2 separate regions of the Mus musculus genome follow, and region 1 is linked to region 2. The links are chromatin contacts, found by Hi-C or POLR2A ChIA-PET in ENCODE. All regions are on one chromosome and are shown on one strand. Each heading gives the region's core, a stretch centred on a gene start or an enhancer-like site at or near the end of the contact. The rest is flanking DNA. Distances are from core to core; before and after follow the strand shown.

Region 1 (6,654 bases), core at 390-2,889, 1.8 Mb after region 2:
CCTCCTGGCCTCTTGGTCTAGCCCTCTTCTCTCCCCTCCTCCCTCTCCTCATATTGCTTAGGGTCATGTTCACTTTGGACTCTCTCAGACATCCGTGCCTCTGACTATGTGTCCCTTTATCTACAATAAACCTTCTCATCTACCATACCTAGGAACAGTCATGTTCTTCCCTTTTTATTTTATTTTAGTTTTCATTCACTGGGAAATGAATGCAACCTTTAGTCTCACCCTTTCTGGTCTCCAAGATAACGAATTCCCTGCCTCTTTTGGTAGTAACATCATAGTTTCTCCTGGATAGATGGAGGTTTTGAAAGACTTGTGAGAATCTGAGTCACACTTCTTCTTTGGAGCCTCCCACCCTGTACCCCCATTCTTGGACTGGGGCTCTCTCAGTCTCTTGGTTTCCCCTTTAGAGAAATGATGTGTAGAACTTAACCTCTGTGCTTCCCTCCTACTTCCTATTTCTGGGGCCTCAGGTAAGGTCCAATGTGCTTGGAACCTCAGTTTTCCCATCGGTGAAATGAAATGCTGTGTTTGCTCAGTAGTGCCGTTGTTTCCCACATGACCATTCAGATGTCACAGTTGACGCTCATCACTGTCTTGACTGAAGATCTAAATGAGTCACTTCCCTTTCTCTAGGCACTTATATTTATACGCAGGTTGGGTATACTGAATTGTGCAGCTGACAGCATTTCACTTGTGCACACACCAATGACTGTGTTCTTGCTAAGGGATGCCATAACAGGGTCTGGTGTCTAGTCTACCCTTATCCTGGTGATTGCTGTGCGACCCGAGAGTCATTCCTTGTCCTTCACTGAGCCTAGGGTTTCCTCAAGTATTACCCCTATTCTCTTTCTACTTGGTGAGATGTAAAGTGACTCCGGAAGTGGCTTGAATGGAGTTATAATTTGATAAGGTAGGACCAGAAATCATTAGGGTTGCTCAAGAGGTTTAGGGCAGGCCTTTCCCCTTTACGTGAGATTTATACTGAGTTCCTAGAAAATTTCAGGTTTATAGTTTGGGAGGGAGTACGGCCTTATAAGTGTTGAATTGTGCTGTGGAGAGTCTTCAATCAGACTCCAAGGTGGAACGCTCCTCTTCTCACGTGCCCATCGTTTCCCCCATGGCTTTCTAAACAGCCACAGAAGAAACTCTGTCCTCTCCTCTGAGGGTCACAAGGTCTCCAGACAGGCGACAACGAGGATGGAAACACCCTTTTGGGCGTGGATATCCTTAGTCTCTTGCCAAAGCCTGAGGTTGGCGGTACAAGCTCGCGGTTGCGCACGGCGTAAGGCGCGTGGAAGCCCAGTGAGTCCGAGGTGTGGAACGCTAGGAGAAGCATCCCGGAAAGGACGCATGCTGAATGGACTCTAACGGGAGCTTGGCCGAACCCCTTAGAAAAGCGCTTAGCGTAGGAGGGCGCACACGGGTCGGCAGAATAGCCAACCAAATTATTGAGGGCGTGGCCTCGCGCTGTCTCCGGGGTTCTGCGACTGCAGCGTCTAGTTGCGTGTCAGGGGGCGTGGCTCCGCGCTCCGGGGGAAGCCCTGGGGGCGGGGCCGCACTGGCCTGCGTCCTTCTGGAGGGGCGGGGGGACCGGGGAGAGGCCCTGAAGGGATCCCTGGGGGTCTGGGAGGCGAGTGCGCAGGCGCGGGAGCTCTGTTGCTAGCAGTTCTGTGGCAGCTGTGAGACGGAGGACGCAGCAGGGAGACAGGTGAGGGGGTCTGGTGACTGCGAGCCTTCCTTCAGTGGGAATGATTGATAGCGTGTGTGTGTGTGTGTGTGTGTGTGTGTGTGTGTGTGTGTGTGTGTGTGTGTGACAGAGAGACAGAGAGAGACAGAGACCTGTTTGCGTGGGTCGCTCTGGTGATCTGAGTTGATTCGGGTGCACGCCTGAAGCTTCGTGTATGCTTGGCGTATATTGTTTGTTGTGGGGTGAACACAGTATGAGAATCCTTCAGGAGACTCCACGTGTGTATATGTGTGTGCGCGAGAGAAGAGAAGTGGAAGGGGGGCGCGGGAGAAGGGAAGTGGGAGGGGGGAAGGGAGAGGGAGAGACCGACTAGGCCTGTGAGCCCCAAGAAACAGGTGCGAATACCACCAACTGCGTGATGTGACCAGTGTGCCCTGTGTAAAGGAAGACACTACAAGGGGCCGCTAGTGGATGTAGGAACAGAGTTCTGAGCATCTCGGTTGTACTTGTGTGTGAGTGTGATAGACTGATGGAGCTGTTTATCATAGTCTGAGGGCACTCGGCCTGTGGGGCCCAGGGACAGGTGACTGTACAGGTCCTAGTGGGAAAGGAGGCCACCGCAGGCTAGAGGGGCCCAAGGGTGTGGGCACACAGTTCTGAGTATCTCTATGTCACTAGCTGTGCTGGTGTGAGAGTGTTGGCGGGTGTGTTTGTGTGTGTGTGAGAGAGAGAGGCTGATGAAGTTATTTATCAAAGTCTAGAGATACAGTGAGCCATCAGATGACAATGGCTTTGTGAGTGTGTGCCAGTGTGTGATTGATCGTGCCTCATCTCATTTGTTACCGTGGCAACGGGCTCCTCTAGAGGAGGAGATGTGATGGCCTAGTCTGGGAAACTGAACCTGTTAAGGATGAGACTTTTCCTTCTGTACAAAGGGATAAATGGCGCTCATCAGAGTGTTGATGGAAAGGCTAAACGGACTGTGAAATAATACAGGTGAAATGCCTTGTACAATGCCTGGGACATACTGAGTGCGGTGTAGAGTCTGGCCTTTGTTGTAGTGCTGACGGTGGAGGTTTGCTGTTGTGTTGTTGGCCTGTGTACAGGTAGGGTTGTAGTGGTGAATTCCAAAGGAGTTTTAGTGTCTACATTTGGAATTTGGCCGTCTTTCACCTCTAGCAGAGGTTCTGGATTGAGCAGTGGTGCACACACCCTCCAGACTCCTTTTATCCCTAGGCAAGCAACCTGGCTTCTTGGTGTCTGCCCAAGAATGGTCCTGCGGGAAAGTTGCATCCTACCCTGACCTGTGGAACCTGTTGGGTGTCTTCCTTATCAAGGTAGCTTGAAGGCTTCAGTAGAGGAGTGGTGGGGAGTGGGAAGGGCCTCAGGCCAGACACCTTTAATGCTAGCACACAGTAGCCCATGGGAGACAGAGGAAGGTGAGTCTCTGTGAAGTCAAGTCTAGCCTGGTTTACAAATAGATTTCCACGACAGGGCTACACAGGCACTGCTCTTAAATTCAGAATGGAGACTCCTGTGGACACATGGGTAAAGAGGTTTCCTTAGTCCCTACTGGCTGCACTTTGTCCACATTTTTTTGGAGATAGCTGCCTAATGACTGACTCTAGTACACCATTTGCTTTCTCCACAGTCACCAAAGCCATTTTTATGCCGTGTAGCCACCTCCAAATTTTGTTAAGTAGAAAGTCTGATTAGTCTCTCTCCTGCTCAGTTCCTCTCACCTTTCCCCCAGTTATATCTTATCACAGAAACTGCTCACTGTCACCTTCCTGATCTGGTTCCACAAGCCTTCCTCACCTCACTCTGTCTTAGCACACAGCCATTTTTTTTCTTTTGCCAGAGGGTGGGGGTGGGAGGGGGAGATGGGGGGTAGTGGGGTAGGATGTCCAAGTGTGAGGGAGGTTTCTCTGTATAGTCCTAGCTGGGATTAAGGGCACGTTCCACCCCCATCCCAACCCCTCCCACTTCTGGCTACACACAGCCTTCTTATATCTCTCTACACATCAAGTCCGGGCTTCATTAGCACAGGGCCTTGGCTGTACCTGGAAAAGTGTCTTCCCTGTACCCTGTGGCTCACATTCAGATGTCAGCTTATGGCTACCTTCTTAGAGAGGTAACCGTAACTCCTGCACCCCTCTCTGGTCCGCTATACGGCCCTTGTTTTACCTCTTAGGGTATGCATGTGCCCCCCATGCCCAGTTTATGTTATGTTGGATGTGGAAACCTGGGGCTTAGTGCATGCCAGGCCATCTCACTCTGTCAACTGAGCTACATGCCCGGCTCAGCACGTGCTTCTTGTCACTCAGCTTCTCTGGGTTTGTAGCTCTGGGAGGAGTGAAGGAAATAGTAAGGATTCCTGCTCTTGACCCCAAATCACTACGTGCCCTGTGGATTGGTTCAGGTGCCTTGTCCCCACCGGAACAAACAGTGCCTGGGAACAGCAACTTTCCTGCTTTGACTCTCATTACGGTACCTGTCACCTGCAGTCACCTGCCATAAGATGGGTGGCCAGGTAGGTGTCTGTACTCTCTTCCTTAGTGTCCTGGCCAGGAGCTCATAGGAACAGACAATGTTGTGTGATTCTCTTCTTGCCCCTTCCTGACTCTAATGATGGGGGGGGGGGGCTTATTTCAGGCACCTTGGCCTGGCACAGGTGACTGGGGACATCAGGGCCACTGAGCTTCCTCATCTCTTTTCTGCTAGCACTCTGCCTCAGTCTGAATGTGGACCATCAGCAGCGGGAGGAAAGGATGCCTGCAGTCCGCGGGAAATCAAAATCCAAGGTAAGTGGTGACTGTAACCCTGGCTCATTCTGGTCCCGCACAGTCACCCCCTCCCCCCCCCGCCCCCCCCCTGCCCCCCCCGCCCCCCCCCCCCGCAACCATTTTCATGGGAGTAATACCAATAGCCAACCCAGAGCGAGGCCTAGGTACTCTATATAAGTTTTCCTGGAGCTAAGGAAGATGGCAGTGGCTCATCAGATAAAGGCACCACCACCAAGCCTGGCCACTTGAGGTTGGTTCTCAAGACTTACATTGTGGTAGGAGAGAATGTCAAACTGTCTCCTGACATCCATCTCGCACCATGGCACATCCCTCTCCACGCACACACACAAATAAGTAGATAAATGTAAAACAAAAAGTCAGAAAAAAAGAAATAAAGGCCAGGTTCAATAATATCCACCTGTAATAATATCCACCTGTAATAAATCCCACTGCCCCTGGAGCTCCAGACTGAGCGAGAGACCCTGGCTCAGAAAACAAGGTGGAGAACAGCTGACCGACCCCGGCTCTCCATCTGCCTGGTATGTGTGCACCCTTACACATGCACACGCCCAAATGAACGTGTACATCTGTCTATCCTCCACCCCGTACACATCATCTTCCTGTGTTGTGATGAACCACTGGTAACCGGATTAAAGAACAGATTTCAATTTGGAAGGAGCCGGACGGTACGATTGAATGCCAGCTCCATTATTTAGTAGCTATGTGAAACTGGAATAATTTACCTCACCTCTCTAGGTCCTAGTTTCCTCATTTGTAGTATTACTATGATCCTCTTGGCAATGCCTTACTACTACTAAGGGTGATTACTGAGTGAAGCAGTATAGTTAGGTACTTAGAGAAAAAAATGCCTTGACTATAAAAACCAGTAAGTCCAAATTGCTGTTTTTTTTAAAGCAGCATAATCTTTAATAACAGTTTCATTATTTTATTACGTTATTATGTTATATGCTATTAAATTTATTTAATACCTCTGCTCTTTTGGTCTGTTAACCCCTGTCATGATATGTCGCCTGTAGTCACCATTTTTCTCCAGCCCTGCAGAAAGCACTTTTGAAGCTCCTGGTTGAATAGACTCGTAATTTTCTTTCATTTCAGGCACCAGTGACTTTTGGGGACTTAGCCATCTACTTCTCCCAGGAGGAATGGGAATGGCTGAGTCCCATGCAGAAAGATTTGTACGAGGATGTCATGTTGGAGAACTATCACAATCTAGTCTCAGTTGGTAAGGTGTCGCGGCCCACACTTCCCTGTCTCAGTTGGTAAGGTTTCATGGCCCACACTTCCCACCCCAGCCCCACCCAGCCCCAGTCAGTAATCCAGAACCAATCTGTGAAGGGCATGAGTTGTTAGGGTCTTTTCAGGAAAATGGAAGTTGTGTGCATTCTTTTAAAAGTGTGTGTGTCTGTGTCTGTGTCTGTGTCTGTGTCTGTTTCTGAATCACACAGTTGGTTGGTTTTTTACTGTAGTCACAGAGTTAGACATCAGTTACCACGGAACCTTTTTCATTACTCTCCAATGAAACCTGGTAGTCAAGAGCAATTCATTTCCCATGTCTGTATATCCTGTGAGAGTGGGCAATCCCTAGCTGTCATTCTGTCTCTTTGGATTTGCTAATCTGAGCCTTGTATACAAATGGAGTCATAACTGTATGGCCTTTTCTCATTTAGTATAATGTTTTGAGGCTCACAACTGATGTTGCACATATCAGTACTTTATTCTGATGTATTATTGAATCATTACATTGTATGGCTAGAGTTCATCTCGTTTATCTTTCATTAACCAATGGGTGTTTATGTTGCTCTACTTTTAATGAATTACTGCTGTGAGCTTTCATGAATAGGTTTTGGGGCATATGTTTTTATTTCCCTTGGTTATAAATGGAATGGGTGAGTCATATGGAAACTGCACTTTTTTTTTTTTTTTTTTTTTTTTTTTTGGTTTTTCGAGACAGGGTTTCTCTGTGTAGCCCTAGCTGTCCTGGAACTCACTTTGTAGACCAGGCTGGCCTCGAACTCAGAAATCTGCCTGCCCCTGCCTCCCGAGTGCTGGGATTAAAGGCATGCGCCACCACACCCAGCGAAACTGCACATTTTTTATGATTTATATATTTTATGTATATGAGCGTTTTGCCTGGATGTATGTATGAACACCGTG
Region 2 (6,632 bases), core at 3,861-6,360:
AGATGGAGCTATGGCCCTATTCAAAATACTGATACGTGACAGTTTGACATCACCTAAAAGGTTGTCACCCCTCATTGTGACAGAAATACAGAATTTGCCAGATGAGCCCTGGGATTATCCAAGGGCACTCACAAGAAAGCCCCAGGCACTGCCCTCGAGCAGCACACACATCATCATGTGACCTAATGCATAGAGCGCTTCTGACTCATCGTCACTGCCCTCACATCACCAGAAAGGCTGGGAGCAAGGATGAGTCGGTGTCCTGCCTTCTCCATTACCCTTCAACTTCAGACCCAGTTCTGAAATAAGCGCAACCTCATCCAGCTGCTAGCCTTGCGAATTGCTACACGGCAGCACGGTGTCCCACTCCCCAGATCCGACTCTTGGTTCTCCATTTGACTCCTGTCTCCCAATCACACTGTAGATGCTGTGTTTCTAATCACTGTAACACATCCCCACCACTTGGTCCATCCTTCATCCTGCACAGTCAGGATCTACTCTGCGATGAACTCCCAAAAAGATGTCATGGGGCTAAGTGAGAATGGAGCTCAGGGGTAAAGCATTTGCCTAGAGTCTCCAGGTGAGAAAGCAGCAGGGCATTGCCTAAAATCCCCTACTGGGGGGCTGGGGGTGTGGCTTAATGGTAGAGTGCCTGCCTAGAGTTAACTAGTAACGGGCTGAGGGTGTGGCTCAGCAGCAGTCTTTAACCTAGCATTCACAAGGTCCTAAGTGCTATGGCACAGTAGTGCACACTTGTAAGCTCAGCTCTCAGGACTCTGTGGCAGGAGGATTTTGAGTTTAAGAGCAGTTTAGATAATACATAAGACCCTGTCTCAAAAGAAAAAAAAAGCCTTTTCAAGAAGCATGTTGAACTCCTGACTACTGAGATATCGTGTGTAACATAATGAGTTAAGATGGGGACAGGGACAGGTACGGTGGTGCATGCCTTTAATCCTGGCACTCAAGAGACAGGGGCAGGTGGATCTCTGTGAGTTCCAGGCCAACCCATCTACATAGACAGTCCCAGGCCTGCCAGAGCTACACAGTAAGACCCAGTCTCAAAAAAGTAAATTAATAAAAATGTTCATCTTTTCATTTTCTTTTTAAAGTGGTAAGGGGAGGTGTATATGCCATGCCTTGACTCATCCAATCTTCAGAAGCCCCGACCACAACAAAAGTGACCCTCTGCAGAGCAGGGAGACTTCTTCCCCCCAAAGGCCTTCAAGCTCGAACATCAACTCTCTTCTGACTTTAAACTCAATCCAGTCTGGAACCTCAAACCTCTGCATAGGACCTGCAGGTCCTGGGTCTCTAAGCTGCGAGCTCTGGGTCTTGTCAGCTCTACAACTAGGTGAGCCAATTCCTTGTAGAGTGTGTGTGTGTGTGTGTGTGTGTGTGTGTGTGTGTGTGTGTGTATAGACATATTCATTCATAAATATATACACATTCACATACATACATACATACATACATATCTTTAAGATAAAATATCACCATAACCATGGCAACTTACAATTTATTGGAGGTTTACAGTTTCACAGCATCAGTGTTCATGGCCACCAAAGTGAGGAGCATGGCAGCAGACAGACAGGTATGGGGCTGGGTCAATAGCTGAGAGCTTCTATCTGATCCATACACACGAGGCAAGAGAAAGCTAACTGAGAATGCTGTAGGCTTCTAAAACCTCAAAGTTCACGCTCAATGACACTCCAGCAAGGCCACACCTCCAAATCCTTCTCAAACAGTCCTAAGAACTGGACACCAGCATTCAGACACACGGGCCTGTGTAGGTTATTCTCACTCAAAGCACTGCTCCCTCCAACTCTGAGAGAACGTCAACAGTCCACAAGCCAGATCATGATGGACTCTCACAAGCAGGCACAGCTAGCTGATCTTATGAAGAGAACCGAAAGCCAGGTAGCAGCTACATTTAGCCAGCGGACGCCGTTGGCCAGCCTCTGCTCCAGAGCTTACAGGCTTTAGGTACCTCAGAGGCTAACCTGAAGCTACAAACCTTGGCTGGAAAAGTCAATGTCCTCTTGCCTACCTTTAATGACCTTCCTTGCAAACTCTCGGATGGACTTGAGGGAAGCCAAGTCTAGGCGTTCAGCACGTACGCGGGGATTCAAGGTCTCTCCTCGAATGTCCTTTGCAGCCACCTCGCACTTCTCCATGTCACGACAGGCCAGAATGACGTTGCCTCCTGGAACAGGAAAAGAGAACACACATCTGTCCAACAGAAATCAAAGCATACACTCACCTTAAACCTGCACACAGTGTTCTCAGTAACATAGTCAATAGCCAAAAGATGGGAACTCAATTACTCCCAGGCTTGGTGATGTAGACCTCGAATGGCAGTGACTCTGGAGGCTGAGGCAAGAGGATTGCAAGTTCAAGGCCTGCCTAGGTTACAAAGTATGTTCAAGACCTGCCTGGGCAACTTGGTAAGAACCTGTCTCAAAAAAGTCAAAACAGGGCTGAGGAGGTACTTCAGCAGCAGAGCACCTGCCTCGAATCCCCCAGTGAAGAACTGAGGGTGTGGCTCAGTGGTAGAGTCCACAATCCCCACATGAGAAGCTGGGGCATGGCTCAGTGGTAGACCACCTGCCTAGAATCCCCCAGTGAGGGGCTGGGGTGTGGCTCAGTAGTAAACCACCTGCCTAGCAAACAAGACACCGTGGGTTCAATCCTCAAAACACACACACACAAAATAGCAAATGTCCACCCACTAATCAATACATAAACCAACTGCAGTCTATCCAGGCCATAGCATACTCTTCAGCCATAACTGTAGTAATGTACTGACATATGACAAGGTGAATGGACCTGGAAACTCTACACTCAGTGAGTCAGACATTCATACATGCATTCATTTATATGCAATGTCCAGAATAGGTAAATCCACAAAGAGAAAGGATGCAGGTTTCCTGGAGCTAGGAGATTTGGGGGAAGAGGAGCTGTTATGAAAATATTCTAAAGGCGTGTGGGAAGACGAAAACATTCGAAGGACGTATGGAAATATGCTACTGTTGTTCTGAGAAATGCCACCAGAGGCTATCCTCTGTCCTCCACAAGGATGTGCACGCATATGCACATGTGTACCCACCTCCCCCCTATACACACAAAGCAAACATATCAAGATATGCAAATACTGAGGCTGGCAATTGGCTCAACAGGCCACAGCACTTACTGCTAAGTCTGAGGACCAGGGTTCAATGTCAGGACCTACAGAGCAGAAGGAGAAAACCAGCTTCCATGGTTGTCTACACAGATGGCAAACTCAGACCCACTCCAGCCCAACATACACACACTACATAATAAAAACAGGTTTGGTTTTGGATAGTTTTGAGAATGTGAATTATGTAGCTGTTGGGGTGTGTGTGTGTGTGTGTGTGTGTGTGTGGTGTCTGCCTTTATTCACTTAGCACAACATCCTGTAGAATCATCACACAGAAGCATGTCTGAATTCCTTTCCTTTTGAAAGCATAGTAATATTCCACTGTATGGATGAGCCGTATTCTGTTTATTTGTCTGCAAATTGACACCTGGAATGCTTCTGCCTTCGAGGTATTATAAACAAGGCTGCCATACACAACATTGTGCACACAACAGTGTGCACATAACTCTTCAAACCCCAGAGCAGGGGCTGCTCTTACCTCTTTTAGCCAGCTCCAAAGCAGTTTGTTTCCCGATGCCTGTGTTGGCTCCTGTCACGATAACAGTCTTCCCAGGTATGGTGGCCTTGCTGGGACAAGCCCCACCAGCGACATAGTCCCTGAAGGTGAGAAACAGCACAGTGAGTTCTGTCTGCCTCGTGCCTGCCTCAAGATTTATGAGCTGGGGCAAAGCACTCGTAAGCTCACATCCATCACCAAAGCACCCAAACACACGGGAGTCCTCGTCATGGCCTCAGAAAAGGATTATACGTTGGAACATCTCCAAGAGGTAACAATCATTTATTCATACTTTTATAAAAACAAAAGACAATAGCCAGAAGTGGTGGTACACACTTGCAAGCCCAGTACTCAGGAGGCAATGGCAGGAATACCAGGAATTTAAGGTCATCATCCTCGACTACAGAGCAAGCTCAAGGCCAGCCTAGGCTACATGCTGCCTTGTCTATAGATGGATGGATGGATAGACAGACAGACAGACAGAATGCATGACGTTGGAAGGAGCATGTGTCAGAAGGGGTCCATGGAAGTTGGAGAACAATGATTGGGAAGCGGGTGTGTATACATCAAGAAGCTGGAGAGATGTCTCAGCAGTAAGAGCACTGCTGCTCTTACAGAGGACCCAGGATCAGCTCCCAGCACCCCACACGGTGACTCACAATAACTCCAGTTCCACGGGATCTAACATCTTCTTTTAACCTCCGAAAGCATAGCATATGCATACATGCGGGGGGGGGGGGGGCGGGGAGGGAAACACCTCATGTAAGCTGTTAGCGGTGACAGACACGCATGTCCTTGGTCCCAGCACTCAGGAGGCAGAGGCAGATCTCTCGTGAATTCAAAATCAGCCTGGTCAATATAACGAGTTCCAGGCCAGCCAAGGCTTCATGGTGAGACCCAGTCTGAAAAACGCAAGGAAGGAAAGAAGGACGGGGGAGGAGAGGAAAGGGAAGAAAGGAAGGAAGGGGAGGCAAACAGGCTGGGCAAAGAGGAAAGGGTAGAGAAGGAGTGGTCCAGAGATAAAATGAGCACAAGATCCATGCTCCACCCCTTCTCCCTAGGTGACCTTGAAGAGGTGACCCGCCCTCCTCTCCCGGAAAAGCCATACTAGTGAGCGGGAAGAATTCGTCCGAGGACTTAGGACAAGGGATACTTCTCTGGCCTTGTTTGGCATTCCCCTGTCGCAAACCTACCACCAAGCGCGCAGAGAAGACGCGCAGACTCACTTGAGCAGCACGGTGCCGCCGATCACCGTGCCCACTACGGACACCGGCAGCAGAAAGCGGCTCATCCCAGGCTGGGGAAAAGGGTGTCCGTGGGTCTGCACTCCAGGCCACTCCGCGGACGAACGCGCTGCCCAGGAACCCACGTGCGCTCGAGTAGCGTGAACGTGGAATCACACAGCCACCAGAACCCGGCTATGGGGAGTGACCAGATGTGGAGGCGGGGCTTTAGGAAGTAGGCCCATGGCGCACTTAATGCTGGGAAACGTAGTTTCTGGAGATGGAATGCGGCCGAGGTTGACAGGCGTGTCAGCTACCAGATCAAATGTCATCACACTCAACCAATCCAAGGGCGTCCTGAAGTTCGGGAAGAAAAAGAGAGAGAGAGAGAGAGAGAGAGAGAAAGAGGGGGGGAGGGAGGGAGGGAGGGAGGGAGGGAGGGAGGAAGGAAGGAAGGAAGGAAGGAAGGAAGGAAGGAAGGAAGGAAAGAAGGAAGGAAAGAAGGAAGAAATAAAAAAAATAGTAGCTGGGTGGTAGTGGTGCTCGCGTTTAATCCCAGCATTACGGAGACAGGAGCAGGCAAACCCATAAGTTTGTGGCCAGCCTGTTCTACAGAGGGAGTTCTAGGAAGCCAGATCCATGCAGAAGAATACTATCTGGGAGGAAGAAAATAAATAAAGTAGATAGATAGATAGTTTGGTACCAAGCATTTCCATTTCCAGACATCGAGACCCTGTAGAATGAACCATGGTTTTTCTCCTCTAAATAATAGTTAATGGTAGCACTTTCTGTGTAGGCCTTGTGAAGGAGGGAAGAAGGCTGGGACCTGGACCCCTGGGTCTGAGGGAGGAGGGTGAAGTATAGATTCCTGAGTCTGAGGGAGAAGGGTAGGATTTGGACTCTTGTGTTTAAGAGTGGAAGTCTGGGGTGTGGGCTTTGGATCTGAGGGAGGAAACTGAGACCTGGACCATTGGATTTGAAGGAAAAGAAGGATACTGGCTTTAAAACAACAGTGAGATGGTGCATGGGGTAGAGACACTTGTCATACAAGCTTTGCAACTTGTGTTTGATTCCTAGAACATGGTGGAAAGATAAAATCAACTCCCAAAAGTTGTCCTCTGACCTTCCACCACGGCATGTATGTGTCCACACACTTATACACCAAAAGGAAAGAATAATATATTTAAAACATACTAAAGTGTTAGTGTCTAGAAGCAGGAGAGGAGGAAAGGAAGACAGACAGACAAACAGACGAACGGACAGAAGGAAGGAAGGAAGGAAGGAAGGAAGGAAGGAAGGAAGGAAGGAAGGAAGGAAGGAAAAGAAAGGAAGTTAGGAAAAAGGCTATAGACAGTGGACAAATACATCCTGTCACTAGAAAATGTCAGCACACTTGACACCTGTTTGTCTTCATGAAGGTGACAAGGAGATAAATATTTTTCAATTATCAGATTGGCAACATTATAATAAATATTCAGTGTTGGCAAGGATCAGGGGAAACTCCCTGTTGGTGGGAGTCAATTATCTGGTGTTCCTGAAAGTCTAGTCAGACACCTGTCACAGGATGATCCGTGTATACTATTGACCCAGACATTCCCTTTGTAAGAAGTTATACTTAGGAAATGATTGGTCATTCCAAAAGAAAAAAAGAACAACTGGCCTTAGTGTGCACTTGTGAGTGCTCACTCACAACTTCTTGCAACTTACTTAACACCTCTTGTGTTCCAAGCACAGC

What was found. A loop is a pair of places that touch in the nucleus more often than their neighbours do. ChIA-PET counts read pairs that join two places held with the same protein, here RNA polymerase II (POLR2A).
Region 1: a map of regulatory T cell shows a loop between it and region 2 (6-fold over the local background). The contact joins the promoter of Zfp667 here to the promoter of Rdh13 in region 2. A Hi-C loop is called at or near these places in 1 of 37 maps with a recorded cell type or tissue (regulatory T cell). POLR2A ChIA-PET finds 5 or more read pairs at or near these places in 1 of 5 experiments (embryonic stem cell).

What each region holds. Positions count from the first base shown.
Region 1 is chr7:6,284,941-6,291,594 of GRCm38, forward strand. It overlaps Zfp667 (zinc finger protein 667), which reads left to right and starts at 1,640. Exons shown (of 5, transcript NM_001024928.2): 1 at 1,640-1,714; 2 at 4,418-4,497; 3 at 5,596-5,722. The coding sequence starts at 4,465.
Region 2 is chr7:4,440,547-4,447,178 of GRCm38, forward strand. Rdh13 (retinol dehydrogenase 13 (all-trans and 9-cis)) reads right to left here and starts at 5,111. Exons shown (of 7, transcript NM_175372.4): 1 at 4,901-5,111; 2 at 3,657-3,775; 3 at 2,048-2,203. The coding sequence starts at 4,965.